Regions from separate parts of the Homo sapiens genome. Here region 2 is linked to region 1. A link is a contact called in ENCODE Hi-C data. All regions are on one chromosome and are shown on one strand. The core of a region is the stretch at or near the end of the contact, and the rest is flanking DNA. Distances in the headings are between cores, read along the strand shown.

Evidence for each region. Hi-C counts contacts between places; a loop is a spot of excess contacts on that map. Pooled maps may share reads with other maps.
Region 2: a loop to region 1 is called in a map of CD8-positive, alpha-beta T cell, with 11 times the contacts of the local background. The contact joins the promoter of COQ8B here to the promoter of HNRNPL in region 1. A Hi-C loop is called at or near these places in 1 of 168 maps with a recorded cell type or tissue (CD8-positive, alpha-beta T cell) and 7 of 50 pooled maps.

What each region holds. Positions count from the first base shown.
Region 1 is chr19:38,845,868-38,853,325 of GRCh38, reverse strand. HNRNPL (heterogeneous nuclear ribonucleoprotein L) reads left to right here and starts at 3,340. Exons shown (of 13, transcript NM_001533.3): 1 at 3,340-3,626; 2 at 5,892-6,010; 3 at 7,236-7,458. The coding sequence starts at 3,360. RefSeq lists enhancers at 2,563-2,632, 2,963-3,052, 3,203-4,140, 4,213-4,302, 4,141-5,079 and 1 more and silencers at 1,103-1,482, 3,203-3,462, 3,473-4,012.
Region 2 is chr19:40,715,165-40,722,622 of GRCh38, reverse strand. COQ8B (coenzyme Q8B) reads left to right here and starts at 5,737. Exons shown (of 15, transcript NM_024876.4): 1 at 5,737-6,036. ITPKC (inositol-trisphosphate 3-kinase C) reads right to left here and starts at 5,511. Exons shown (of 7, transcript NM_025194.3): 1 at 4,333-5,511. The coding sequence starts at 5,487. RefSeq lists enhancers at 2,986-3,687, 6,191-6,270 and silencers at 5,261-5,620, 6,941-6,990.

The sequences.
Region 1 (7,458 bases), core at 2,091-4,590:
TTGCACGCCACCACGCCCAGCTAATTTTTTTGTATTTTATGTAGAGAGAAGGTTTCACCATGTTGCCCAGGCTGGTCACGAGCTCCTGGACTTAAACAATCTGCCCACCTCGGCCTCCCAAAGTGCTGGGATTACAGGGGAAGCCACCGTGCCCGGCTGGCATGGGTTTACAAGGATCTGCAAGGGTCCGATTAAGTTTTGTGTGGATTAAGAACGGGAGCGACCTGCTCTTTCAGAGGCTGCCCAGCTGTGGTAATTTTTCGCGGTTCTTCCACTCTCTGGGCCAGTTTTACTTCAACTGTGAAATGGGGGTAGTCCTCTAAGGTCCCGTTTCCATTCTCTGCATTCCTCATGACGACCCAGACGAAGCTCCTACTGCCATCCCCCTAACGGATGAGGAAGGCTAAGTTACTTTCCTAAGGCCAGAGACAGTAAATGCAGCTTCCACGTTGGAACCCCGGTAGGGTGGCTCCAGTCCCCTGCTCTGAACCCCCCATCTCTACAGCCTACCCCATCACCCTAATAAGCCCTGCAAGTGCAGTGGTGATGCGTCTGCTCCGGCGTCAGACCAGCCCCGCCATGCCACTTGCAAGCTGTGGCATCCTGGGTTAGTCACTTGCGTCCCTCCAGCCCATTTCCTTATGTGAGCAATGTACACCCCAAACACTTGCCTCAGCCAAGACACTTGCCTGACCAGGAGGAAAGATGCGCGAGTCTCAAACAACTGCGTGACTTTCCGTCTGCGGGGGGCGGGGGTGGATTTTTGGGGAAAAGGGACGCGGAGCCCGAACACCGCGGCTCCAAGGTCTTCCCGCTCCTTTCTCGCCTGGTTTCCTCCATTCCCCCGCGGGGCGACCCTCGGTCTCCTGCCGTGTCCCCGCTCCCGCGCCCCCTGCCCCCAATTTTTCTTCCCCCCACGGGGCTGAAAAAAGGTCGTGGTCCCTTTAAGGCCCGCCCCTCCCTCTCCCAAAACTTCCCAGTGTCTGCTCTTTTCGATCCGGGACGGCCGGTCAGGCTCGCCGCCGAGCTGGTAGGGGCTGGGGGCGAGGGGTGCGGGAAGGTGACCGGGGCACTGGCGGGCGGCGCCGCGCGCGGCCGGGGGCCAGGGTCCGAGCAGCGGGGTGGGGGCGGGGCGGTGGCCGGGAGCGCGGGGGGTGCGGGTCACCAGGCCGGGCCGGCGGCCTGGAACGTGCGGCGCCGGGGAGACCGTTCCGCCGTGCTCCGGCCGTGCGCGCCGGCGCGAGGGGCGTCCGGGCCGGCCGCGGGGGCGGGGAGGGGAGGGGCCCTCTCTCTCCCCCTCCCCCCACCGCATTCCTCTGACGTTGGGACGGAGCGACCCCGCCCTTCGTCGCGACCGGCCCGGCCTCCTCCCGTCACGCGGGCCACGTGCTTCAGACGCGGCCCCGCCCCCGTCTCTGTTCCGTTGGCGTGGTCGGATCTTCCTGGTGTCCGGGGGAGCTGACCGAGGTCCCCAGCAAGGCCCCCTCCCCTAACTTTATTTCCCCTCACCGGCAGAGCCACCAGGCCTGTCCCCTCTTGTATTGCCATAAACCCCATTTTTTCTGATAGGGTCTCGCTCCGTCGCCCACGCTGGAGTGCAGGGGCGCGATCACGGCTCACTGCAACCTCGAAATCCGGGGCTCAAGCGAGCCTTCCGCCTTGGCCTCCCCAAGTGCTGGGATTACAGGTGTGAGCCACCACACACGGCCTCCATTTCAAACTTAGTTTCCACCCGGACCTCAACTCGAAATCCCCCATCAGCCGGGCAGAAAGGTCCTGGAGCACTTTTGGGGCGTCCGCCGCGTTTCTCACGACGCTAGCTTCGCTTTTATTTCTTTTCCCCCCTTTGGCGATATCGTCACTTGCCAATAGCTTCGCTAAGGTGTTCCCCCCCACACCCTGCGCGGGCAGCCCCATAATGTTAAATGCCGTAGGACGGGATCCCGGGTTAATCCCCGTTTGACCCCGCTGCCTGCGCGTGATAACTGGGGCGCGCTCCTCTCCACCCCCCAGGCTCCGCCAGTTGGGCTTCGCCGGAGTCTGGAGATACCCTCCGACATTCTCTTGGTGCAGTGCGGGTGGTCTTACCCCGCCCTTGAGGAAGAAAGGCCCGACGCAGGCACAGATCACAAGAACGCCTCCCCTGTGCAGGGGGCTTGCACTGTGCCAGGTGCTGTACTGGGCGCTTGGTAGGTGGCCACCCTCTCCAGGGTCGGGGCCAGGACCTCCTGTGGTGCTCAGAGGGGTCGAGCTGTCAGGTGAAAACCACTGGCCCGAGTTATGGCTTTGAAGGGAATCCTGGGGGTCTGGGATGGCAGGGACCTGTTAATTTAGATCGCACGGACAAGATGACTTGGCCCTTAGCTCCTGCAGGAGGGGTAGTGGACTATTGCAGGTGGAAGGGACTGCATGGGCACACATGGAGAGTGCGCGGAAGAGCCTTCTCCCAAGGGAAACTGAAAGGGGTTGCGGCTGAATTTAGAACTGGACAGGGTCCGAAGACAGTCGGCAGCAGCGAGTGGTTTTCTACTGAGGAAAAGGCTCAGATTTGGGATTTTAACAATTCCTCCTAGAGGTAGAAATGAACACGGTATAGTGATGGCGACAGAGATACCCTGGGAGTTCCTGTCAATCTTGGTCTAGCCTTCCGGCGCACACACAGCGGTCGCTCCATAAGGGGGCCCCGCCTCTGGGCGGTGCCTGAAAGCGTATTTGCGCATGCGTTCTCGCCTTCGCTCGTTTCGTATACTGCACCAAAGAGCGCCTACCCTGGGGCGGGGCTCCCCATTTCATCCAATCAGAGCGTATCAACAGTCCTACCATCTGGTGAGAGGGTGCGCTCCACTCTCCATTGACCAATCAGTGGAGACGCAGAAGAATGGGCATCTGTAACCACCACTGGAGAGAGACCAAAAAAGGGCGGGGCTTCCTTGTCTCCTTGCGAAGTGGCGCGGGAAGGTCGTCATTGTGACTGGTGCTGACGGATTAGCGAGGAGACCAATGAAAGTGGGAGGGAGGCGGAGATTCTTGGGAGGTTTAGAGCGCCGTTCCTATCAGGTGCTTTTAGGGAGGCCAGCAGCGCCAGAAATCCGACCTATCAAATTGGATTTTATTTTAAGGCGGCGGGGTCGACGGAAAGACTGGCAGAAAGCGACCACCTATAAGGAGTGTCTCAGACAAACAAGGGCGGGCCCTCCTGCAGAACGGCGTGGGCAATGTCCAATAAGCGCGCAAGGCGTGTGGCGGCCTACCCTCCCCCCGCGGCGGGACCAGTGGCTCCCCCTATCGGGTGGGGGCGGCGGGTGACGGGCGTGTCCCTCCCCCAATGAGAGGCGGGGGGAGGCGGGTTCTGCGCCGCCATGTCGCGGAGGCTGCTGCCCCGGGCGGAGAAGCGGCGTCGGCGGCTGGAGCAGAGGCAGCAGCCGGACGAGCAGCGGAGGCGGTCGGGAGCGATGGTGAAGATGGCGGCGGCGGGCGGCGGAGGCGGCGGTGGCCGCTACTACGGCGGCGGCAGTGAGGGCGGCCGGGCCCCTAAGCGGCTCAAGACTGACAACGCCGGCGACCAGCACGGAGGCGGCGGCGGTGGCGGTGGAGGAGCCGGGGCGGCGGGCGGCGGCGGCGGTGGGGTGAGGCCAGGGCCCTAGGCGCTGGGAAGGCCGGGAACTGGGGGACAATTTCCCAGCTTGAGGGCATTTTATTTTTTGAGGGGGGCCTCTGCGCACGCGCCCAGGCCATCGCGTCGTTGACGGTGTGGGGGAGGGGCGGCCGTTGGGCAAACGGCGGGGTTTGCGCGAGGACAGGCGCCTGCGCGTGCGCGGGGTCCGGAGCGGGGTGTGGGGGAGCGCAGAGGAAGTAGCTCGTGAGGCGAATGGCCCAGTGCGCAGGCGCCGCGGGCTGGCGTGTGGGGGCCGGGCACGCGGCCCGGCCGGTTTTTTTCCCCTTTATCATTTTCTTCGCTGGCTCCATGCGCAGGCGCAGTGTTCCCGCCCGGCCTCGTGGGCGGTTAGGGGAGCGCCTGGTGAGCGGGAACGGGTGGGCGGCGGCCTTGTTCTCTAGAGTGGGGAATTCCGTCTGATGGCAGCTTAATCTCTAAGGCCCAGCCTTGTGTCTATACAGAAATGGATGTGTTTGAGCCTAGATGCTCTCATTTTTGTAGGCATTGAAAATGGGAAGAGGACTTGTGAAATGCACTTTTAGCCTTTTAGGAGTTGAGCGAAGCCTTGAAACCATCACAAGTTTGCTTACAGTTTCCGGGGATTCACTGGGTACCGAGGATTTGATAAACCAAACTATTTCCTGGCCATGTTGGAAGCATTTCGACCCCCTGTAATCAGTCCCTCCGAAAACACCAGTCGTTGCTTTTGGAGTGGGGCCCAGTCCCCACTCTTTCCAAAATCTTGAAGTCTTACAGGGCCGCCTATTTGCAGGGTTTTCCAGGGTTTAGGGGTTACGAGTTGCTAGCGTTTTAATCTTGGCCTTGTCCCACACATTTTAAAGACATCTTAATTGAAAATCCTTAACGCTTCCTGAGGTTGGGGGAGATACTGGGATTCCCGATTTACAAAGGAGGAAATGGGCCAGGAGAGAGATGAGATGAGGTGAATTACTGTAGGTGGCACAGCTAGTGAGGGGCAGGGCTGGAGTTAGAACTCCCATTTGTGGGAGCTGCTAACCTGGCGGGAGTGCCTCACCCTGTGGTTCGCGTGGATCGCTCCTGAAATAGAATCCAATTCTACCCACCTTCCACGCACTTCTGCCCAGTGATTCTCAGACAGGGGGCCGGCCCCAGAGCCCAGGAGAGGCGGAAGAGAGTTAATCTTTCTCCTGATGACCAGAGGCTTTTGTCGGTGGGTGTAAGATACTTCTCTTAGGAAGGAGCAGTCGGTTCTTAATGGTATGGGTTGGAGTCTCTGGTCTTTCTAAAAGACTTTCCATCCGGGAGTGGGGGCTCATGCCTATAATCCCAGCACTTTGGGAGGCTGAGGCAGGCAGATTACCTGAGGTCAGGAGTTCGAGAACAGCCTGGTCAACATGGCAAAACTCCGTCTCTACTAAAAATACAAAAAAATTAGCCAGGTGTGGTGGCGAGGGCCTGTAATTCCAGCTACTCGGGAGGCTGAGGCAGGAGAATCGCTTGAACCTGGGAGGCGGAGGTTGCAGTGGACTAAGATCACGCCATAGCACTCCAGCCTGGGTGACAGAGTGAGACTCCATCTCAAAAAATAAATAAAAGACTTTTCTTGTCTGGTTTTTCTTAGTCTGACCTAGGCAGTAATTTCCAAAGCAGATTTTGGTGGGAGGGCGATTCAAGACTAGAAGGGGTCAAGACTGGCCTGGCTGCCCCAGTTTCTGGGGCATGTGTTGTTTTTTGCCCTGACTGAACCTGGGTGTGAGTGGTGGGGAACAGGTGTGCTTAGCTAGATGATGGTGGCTCAGCCAGTTAAAGGGCAAGGAATTTGGGGCACATGCAAAGGGGATGTCCTCATTCAAACTGTAGCAGATAGCTGTTAGAGCCCTTGCTGCCAGTGTATCTCCTTTTCCAGCTACTCTTTTCCCATGTTTCCTTGGTCGAGTGGACCAGTGGGAAGAGAGGGGGGTCCCTGGAAGAACGTAAGATTTGGGACTTGTGTGGCCCTCCCTCCGTTATACCTTCCTCAGAAGCTACAGCAAGAGCCAGTGGGCAAGTGATCACCCACTCAGGACCACTGTTCTGCTGACCCAGAATCCTTCTGGGCTGATTGGCTTCAATTGCTGCCCCTAGTCTTTCCTGTGCATCCTTCACGGATGACCTCCAACTGTTTTATCTGACTGGGTCTACAACAGTACAGAGGCCAGTGGGGCGTCATCTTGTACAGCAAGAAAATAATTCTTGTTTTTGCTTCCTTTCTCAGGAGAACTACGATGACCCGCACAAAACCCCTGCCTCCCCAGTTGTCCACATCAGGGGCCTGATTGACGGTGTGGTGGAAGCAGACCTTGTGGAGGCCTTGCAGGAGTTTGGACCCATCAGGTACTGGGCTCAGAGGCCAGGTGTTGGGCTTCCAAAGTTGACTCCTGGGTGTCCTTGTGTGTCCACGATTTCTGGTTGGAAATAGTGATTTTGTTGCCATCCTGGTCTAGATTCTGTGGCCGCTCTGCTTTTGGGTTGGCCATTGTACTTTGTGTCAGATTACAGCAAGTTCCATGACCCTTTTTCCTTCCTTCGTTTTTCCTCTGCCTTGTAGTTTCTAGTCAGTGTTCTCTTTTTCAGACAGAGCAAGGTCTCGCTTTGTGGCCCAGGCTGGAGTGTAGTGGTGCAGTCTCACCCAGGCTCAGGCAGTCCTTCTGCCTCGGCCTGCTGAGTAGCTGGGACTATAGGCATGCGCCACCATGCCCGGCTAATTTTTACATATATATATTTTTTGTTTGTTTGTTTGTTTTGAGACAGTCTCTTGCTCTGTCGCCCAGGCTGGAGTGCAGTGACAATCTCAGCTCACTGCAAGCTTTGTCTCGTGGGTTCACGCCATTCTCCTGCCTCAGCCTCCCGAGTAGCTGGGACCACAGGCGCTGGCCACCCCACCCGGCTAATTTTTTGTATTTTTAGTAGAGATGGGGTTTCGCTGTGTTAGCCAGGATGGTCTCAATCTCCTGACCTCGTGATCTGCCCGCCTCGGCCTCCCAAAGTGCTAGGATTACAGGCGTGAGCCACTGCGCCCGGCCTAATTTTTATATTGTTCTGTAGAGGTGAGGTTTTGCCATGTTGGCCAGGCTGGTCTCAAACTCCTAGGCCCAAGCAGTCTGCCCACCTAGCCCTCCCAAGTTTTAGGGTTACAGGCATGAGCTACTACTGCTCCTGGCCAGTGTTCTTTCATTCAGCAAGTAGTTACTGAATATTTGGTGCATGCTATATACTGCAAATACAGTAGTGAGCTGTATCTGGATGCTTCTCTTAGAAAGTTGCCCTCCTAGAGTGATTTGCACTGTCATAGTGTAAGCTCAAGAAGCCGTCTGTGGGTGGCATCTGACAGTCTGGTGAGGAGAGGTCAGGAAGGCTTCCCAGAGGGACATGATGGCTCAGCTAGACCTCTTTGGCTTTTGGTACTACTTGTGGCACAGGGTGTTCAGGTCGGGGAACCATGATAGGGTTGCAGAGGAGTTCAGAGGCCATGGAGGAGTCAGTTCTCAAAAAATCAAATGATACCCTCCTCCTGTCTACATTTTCCTGAGAGGATTGAAACCTGTGTTCTCTCTGCCAGCTATGTGGTGGTAATGCCTAAAAAGAGACAAGCACTGGTGGAGTTTGAAGATGTGTTGGGGGCTTGCAACGCAGTGAACTACGCAGCCGACAACCAAATATACATTGCTGGTCACCCAGCTTTTGTCAACTACTCTACCAGCCAGAAGATCTCCCGCCCTGGGGACTCGGATGACTCCCGGAGCGTGAACAGTGTGCTTCTCTTTACCATCCTGAACCCCATT
Region 2 (7,458 bases), core at 4,488-6,987, 1.9 Mb before region 1:
GCAAGTACTGGAAGAGTGGGTCACCTCCAGAGAAGGAAACTGTATGGCTCATCCCTCTCCTACCCCAGGATCAGGGACGTGTTCATCTCTCCCGCCCCCTCAGAGCCCAGCTACCTCACAGACATCTCTTTGACAGTGGGAAGGTTAAGAGGGAGTCAGGGTTCGGGAAGGGCTAGTCCCTCCCCAATCCAGCTGCCGGCCCTGGGGAAGAGATGATTAATAAAGGTTCCTGTTTACTAAGTACCTGGAACATTCCAGACACAATGACAAAGACTCAGTGTGCCACAACCTACTTAATTTCTAAAAACACAACCCCAGGGAGATTATCGTCTCGGTGTTACAAAGGAGGAAACAGAGGGTCTGAGAGGTGAAGCCACTTACCTAACATCACCCCACACAGCGCTGGGGTTCTAGCTCTGGTTGGATCCCAGTGCCTTGGGGCTTATCCCCTACACACTTGCTGGACTACAAGCTCATGATGGCAGAGACTGGGGTTGTCATGGTTATGATTATGTCCCCAGCACATGGCCTGGCACACGACAGACGCTCCAGAAACATTCTTTGATGCTTGGACTGAAGAATGTTAGTTGGGATTTTTTTAATAGTAATTTTTTTTTTTTTTGAGACAGGATCTCACTCTGTTGCCCAGGCTGGAGTGCAGAGGTGTGATCTTGGCTCACTGCAACCTCTGCCTCCCAGGCTCAAGCAATCCTCCTGCTTTAGCCTCCCGAATAGCTGGAAAACAGGCATATACCACCACATCTAGCTAGTTCTTTTTTCCTTTTAGTAGAGATGAGGTCTCACTGTGTTGCCCAGGGTGGTCTCAAATTTCTGGGCTCAGGCAATCCTCCCACCTCAGCCTCCCAAAGTGCTGGGATTATAGGCATAAGCCACCACACCTGGCCCCTTAATCATAAACATAATATCTTCTCTCTCTGTTTTATGTTAGATCCGGGCCGGGCACAGTGGCTCATGCTTGTAATCCCAGCACTTTGGGAGGCTGAGGTGGGTGGATCACCTGAGGTCAGGAGCTCAGAACCAGCCTGGCCAACATAGTGAAACCCACTCTCTACTAAAAAAAAAAATTAGCCGGGCGTGGTGGCGTGCGCTTGTAGTCCCAGCTACTTGGGAGGCCGAGGCAGGAGAATCACTTGAACCCGGGAGGCTGAGGTTGCAGTGAACTGAGATCTCGCCACTGCACTTCAGCCTAGGCAACAGAGTGAAACTCCGCACTGCACGCCCTCCAAAAAAAAAAAAAAAGTTAGATCCAATGGTTTATCTGGGCTTTCTCGGATTTTTTTCACAATGGTCTCAGCTTATATGCCCCTTCCTCCAGGAAGCCCTCTCTGATACCCTGTGTCTGGCCAGTGACCTCCTTCTGGGCTCACACATCCTCCTGACCACTCTGAACTGTGACTGTCGGCTGATTGGTCTGTCTCTTTCATGGGCCTGGGAGCTCCATGAGTGTCTTGGTCACTGCTGTTTCCCCAGCAAAGCTAACATAGGACCAAATACATGGTAGGGGCTTAGGGAGTGATTTTTGTCTCATTAGAAGAATAGGATAGCACACCTGTAATCCCAGCACTTTGGGAGGCTGAGGCAGGAGGATCACTTGAGCCCAGGAGTTCAAGACCAGCCTGGGCAAGATAGCAAGACCCCATCCCTACCAAAAAAAGAAAAAGAAAGAGAACACAATTTTAAAAAAAGGACAGGATGGTGAGAAGGAAGGAAGGAGGAAAGGGAGAAAGGAAGCTGAGCCTTTACGGTCAGAGAGGATTTCAAAATTAAGGGAGAAGGAAGCACGGGTATGCTGGGCAGTGGGAACGGCTTGAGCAATGCGTGGAGGCAGGACAACAGAAGAGTGTTCAAGGAACAGTGTGTACTCAGGCCTAGTTACAGCAGAGGGGGTCAGGAGGAGGGAAGGAAGTCGATTCTGGGAAGGCGCCTGGAGACCGGAGGCTCCAAACGCAGCACTGAGCCCCTGACTGCTCTCAGAGAGGGCACCTGAGCAGACAAAGCTGGGCCATGGAGGCAGATTCTGGAAGGATGAGAAAAAAACTGGAGATAGGGAGGCCTGGGAGGGAGACAAGTTAGGAACAGATCTACACACTGGAGGGTTTAAACGATGGGTTTGAAACTCAGCCAGAACTGAGTTAGAATCCTGGCTCTGACTTGACGTGGCCAACCCTAAGCAAAGAATCTCTCACCTCTCTATGCCTCAGCTTCCCCATCTGTTGTTTTTGTTTTTTTTTTTTTGAGACCGAGTCTTGCTCTGTCACCCAGGCTGGAGTGCAGTGGTGCAATCTCGGCTCACTGCAACCTCCGCCTCCCACATTCAAGCGATTCTCCTGCCTCAGCCTCCCAAGTAGCTGGGATTACAGGTGCCCGCCATCACACGCCTGGCTAATTTTTGTATTTTAGTAGAGACAGGGTTTCATCATGTTGGCCAGGCTGGTCTTGAACTCCTGACCTTAGGTGATCCCCCTGCCTCGGCCTCCCAAAGTGCTGGGATTACAGGCTTGGGCCACTGAGCCTGGCCCCCATCTGTTGAATGGAGACAATCTCAGTGCTGTCATAAGGACTCAGAGTTAACACATACAAAGCCCTTAATTAAGATAGATGCTATTTTAAGATAAAAAATGACAGAAAAAAATTGACAAAAAAGACTAAAAAAAAAAAAGAAGAAAAAACTTAAAACAGTGTCTGGTGTACAGTAAGGATTAGAATTATTTGATCTGCATCTTGCAAGGTGATATCCTTGGACAAGTGACTTGAATTCTCTGTGCCTCAGTTTCCTCATCTGTAAAAGGGGATAATAATAGTATCTACCTCAGCCGGGTGCAGTGGCTCATGCTGGTAATTCCAGCACTTCGGGAGGCTGAGGCGGGTGGATCACTTGAGGTCAGGAGTCTTGAGGTCAGCCTGGCCAACATGATGAAACCCTGTCTCTACTCAAAATACAGAAATGAGCCAGGTGTGGTGGCGGGCACCTGGTGTCTCACCTACTCAGGAGGCTGAGGCAGGACAATCACTTGAACCCAGGAAGTGAAGGCTGCAGTGAGCCGAGATGGCACCACTGCACTCCAGCCTGGGCAACAGAGCGAGACTGTCTCAGAAAAAAAAAAAAAGTATCTACCTCATTAGGGTTGCTGCGAGGAGTGAGTGAGTTAATAAAAGCACAGCACTTAGCACAGGGCTAAACATGAGTGAGTGCTAATTGTTGTTGTTATTATTATTATTATTATTATTATTATTCACCCACTTCCAGCTCAGCTGTTCTGAGATGCCAAGGAAGTGAGAGGGCAGGCAGAGAGAAAAAAGCAATGGGGCCCAGGAGGGTCAGCCCCTGCACACAGGCACAGGCACGTCAAGGCAGGTCTGTCTCTCACAGCTAGGGCCACATGTGTGAACACGTCCCCAAGGAAGGCATGTGGGGTGAAGCGGGGCTCAGGGCAGACTCCAGCCAGGGGCCCCAGAGCAAAAAGAGGCCTCAGCAGGCAAGCTGGCAAGCTGATGGACTCCGGACTCGGCTCCCAGCCCCACGGCTCCCAGCCCCACGTGAGGCTCTCCAGTTTCACACCGGCCTCTGCTCTGTCCCGCCCTCCCTGAACCTGCCCGGCCGGTCCTCCTGATTCACCAGGGGAGAGCCACACCCAAGCTGGGGGTGACGGTGGACAAAGTAAACAAGAGTGTTCAGGGGGCTCCTTGGGGATGTAGGGGTCACAGGGGAGACCAGGTGGGCTCCCGGCTAGGCCAAGGATCCTTTGGCGTTTGGGGTCACACAGCCCTTTTGCGAATCTGATGCAAGCTGGGGGAATCGCTTTGCTCCCTAGAAAAATGTACATACAAATAGGCTAAGGGGTGGTGAAGGTTTGTGACCCTTTAAGACAGCCACAGGCCCCAGATTAAGAAATGTGGGGTAGAAAGTGCACCCTGCCTGTCTCCCTATCCCAGTGTTCTTCAGATTCCAGAGGATTAGACAGATGTCAGACCGTCGCTGCAACAATGTATGTGAACACGCACGGCAGGCTCCTTAGTCCTACAATTTCAGGGGTTCCTGGGCCCCATAAAGTCGGTCAGTGGCCCTCCATTGTAGACCCCCAGGAGTGGAGACAGTGCAGGAAGGGGAAAGGAGAGAATTAAGAAGGGGTGCCTGGAGTGAATTAGTAACCTGGCTGTCAGAGGGAGGAGGTCAGTGGATGGAAGAGGTTCCCGGAGATGAAATTGCTGGTGGGCAACTAACAGTAAATGGGTAGAGAACTTCCTAAGCAAAGGCGGAGGAATAAGGAGTTTTGCGTGATGTGGCTCAAGGGCAGGATGGGTCCCACTCACCCCAGACCTGTCCTCGGGATCGCTGGCACCTCCGCCCCCGGCCACCACGTCATCCTCAGACTCGTCGAAAGAAGAGGCAGAGGAGAAGCCGCCGCTGCCCCCCTCAACCCGGGAGGGGGGTCCCACTGGCTGGGCCTCAGGCTCAGGGGTCTCAGGGGTAATGATGAGGCGGGGCACAGGGCACAGGGGGCTACACTTCAGGTGAGAGTACAGGTGAGTCAGCAATTCTCCAGGCTCTGGTTCCTCTAATGGGCCATCCTCAGGCTCTCCCAAGAGGCAGTCTGTCCCAGGTGCTGTCTGGGAACCGTCAGTGCTAGGTTGTGTCCAGGAGCCATCAGTATCCTGTTGTATTTGGAAACCACCAGTGCCAGGCTGTTTCCTGGCTGCTTCAGTATCCTGTTTTTTCTGGGAGCCATCAGTATATGGCTCTGTCCAGGGACCTTCAATATCCTGTTGTGTCCTGGAGCCATCAGTATACAATTCTTTCCAGGAGCCATCAGCACTTGGCTCTTTTGAGGGACAGGCTCCTTCTGGGTGAGTCTGGAGGCTGGAACTGTTCTGGTGGGTCCAGAGGTTATCAGCCCAGGACTTGACCCTCTCTGGCTGAGTCTGTGACCCATGCGTTTCCAGCTCTGTCCAGGGCCCATGAACCCCTGGCTGTGTCCAGGGGCTGGCCTCCTCGGGCTGAAACTGGAGGTCGGACCTGTGCGGATCAGTCCAAAGGCCATCTGTCCCGGTCTCCGTCCAAAGACAAGTCGTCTCCAGCTCTGACCAGCTCCATTCTAGATGCGTCCGGAGGCTGGACCTGTCTGGCTCCGTCTTTTGCTTGGGCCTCTCGGTCTCTACTCCAAGGCCAGCTGCCGCGGGCTCAGTCTGTCCGTCTGTCCAGAATTCTGCCTGCGGACTCTCTGTCCCCGGCGCAGGCCCGAGGCCGGCCCTCTCAGGCTCGCTGTGGAGGCTGGACCCCTCTGTCCGGGCCCAGGGCCCGCCCCCCTCCGGCCGCCCCGCCGGGGCCCCTGCGCCGGGCCCAGGTCGCTGCTGTCCCGGCTGCCGCCGCCGCCCTCCTCGCGGCGCCTCCAGTCCCATGCGGGCCGCCGCGGGCAGCGCCCCGGCCTCCGCCTCGTTCAGGCTCCCACGGCACGGGCAGCGCCTCATGCCCGCTCCTTCGGTTCGGGCTTCGGCCGACCCGGCCCCTCCTATCCCTTTAAATCCCGCGAGGGGTGTGGCTGGGGAGCCCCGACTCCCGGGTTCCGGCCCGCGGAGCTCCAGCCCGCCCCGCCGCGCAAGGGTTAACCGATACTCCCCTCAAAGGGGAAAGCCCCGAAGCCCCGCCCCACCGGACGTGACGGAACGGAACGAGACGGAGCCTTGTCCGACTCCGCCTCCCAAGGGGAGGGGGTTTGCCTCTGAGCATCCGAAGCGCGGCCAGGTATGCATCTAGGGCACCGGGGTCCTGGTGGCGCGCCAGTGGGCCCCCTCCCTCCACCCCTGTGACTAAACCACCCTCCCTACACGGTTGAATGACAAGTTCAACCTTCCCTAAAACCCCCGGTGACGAGTCCAGCCGCGCGCCCATTCTTCACGCAGGGGCGGGACGGACTTTCAAAGACTTGGAGTTCCCACGGGTGTGGGTTCGAGACCTTCCTCTGCCAGTTCCCAGCTCCGCTACCCTGAGCAAATGACTTACGCTCCATTGGATTTTCCGTAAGAAATCTCTGTCATGTATAGAGTACTTGTTCTGTATCAGACCCTGACACGATTTCAGTTCATTCTCCAAGGCTGAACAATAGGGATGCCAGGGCTCCATTTTACACGTGAGAACAGAGGCTCAGAGATCTGCCGGCCTCTACCCTTTGCTTGCAGCTACGGGGCTATCTGACATGATCTCATGTATGTGAAGCATGTGGCCCCGGGCCTGGCACTGTCAGTTGTAGCCCAGTAGGATTATTTATTGTCCTAGGTGATTTTGATATATTTTGCCCCCAAGGCTGAGCTGCCACCCAGCTCCTGAGTCAGCCGTTCACCTCTGAAGGGGGAGAGGAGGTGGTTTGTCTTGAAATTGAGTCAACTGGGGGAGACATTGGGCACAGGTCCAAGGCTCTAAAATGAGTCACCTTTTCACAGACCAATGAGAGAAATCGAAGGCAGGAGCCCACCTAGTACCTCATACAGGTTGGGAAGGAGAAGTCCAGAGAGGGATGAGGGCTTTTCTGAGGTCACACAGTACGGGAATAGAGACAAAGAGGCCTGATTCCCGACAAGAGGGGTTGGGGCAGCGGGGTTCTGTGGGGGAAGCATCGGCATCCCTCCCTCTCCCAGTGGTGGGAAAGATGCCCCAACCAGATGCCTCTATTCCAGACTGTGAGAAGTGGGTGAGTCAGCCTGTTGTGGGGAGAGCAGGCTTTCCAACGCGCGCGCGCACACACACACACACACACACACACAGAGAAAGAAAGATAGGATGGGAGGTGGTTTTCTGGGATGCCAAGGTTCCTGACTCAGCACTGGGAATCTTGGCTGAGTGTGTTCTGGGAAATGTCAGGCCTACAGGAAGCAGAGGGCTCCCAGTCGCACCATTCCGCAGGTGGGCGGGGAGCGGAGAGAACAGGGTGTGTGAGGGAACAGAGACTCAGTGTGCAAGTGGGGGGGAGGGTATGTACACGAGAGAGTTGAAGGCGTGAGCGGGAAACAGTTGGCAAGCAAGGCAAGGGATTTATATGCACAAGGAAGGAGGTTGGGTGCCAGAATGTGGGTGTTTGTGCAAAGTGGAGGGGCTCCATGTGCAAGGGAAATGTTTGCTGGGAAGAATGTGTATTCAAAGGAATTGTGTTGAGCCTGCCAGGGGTAAAAATAAGAAGGGGGGTTGGCAAGATATTCGTGCAGAAGAGAGGCGTCAGGTTTGTAAGGGAGACTTTGCAAGAAAGTGTAGGGAACAGAAGGGTCTGTCGCGTACAAGGCACTTTGAGGTGAGTGGAAGGGCAGACAGGGCACGCTTGCGCTCCCGCGATGCCTCAGCAATCCCCCCAGATGGGCCCCCGATGCCCACCTTAATTCCAGGCTCCATCGCTAGGGCCTCTCTCTGGCCCCTTCCCCCGCGCACAGATGGAGAAACTCCGTGCCAGTCAG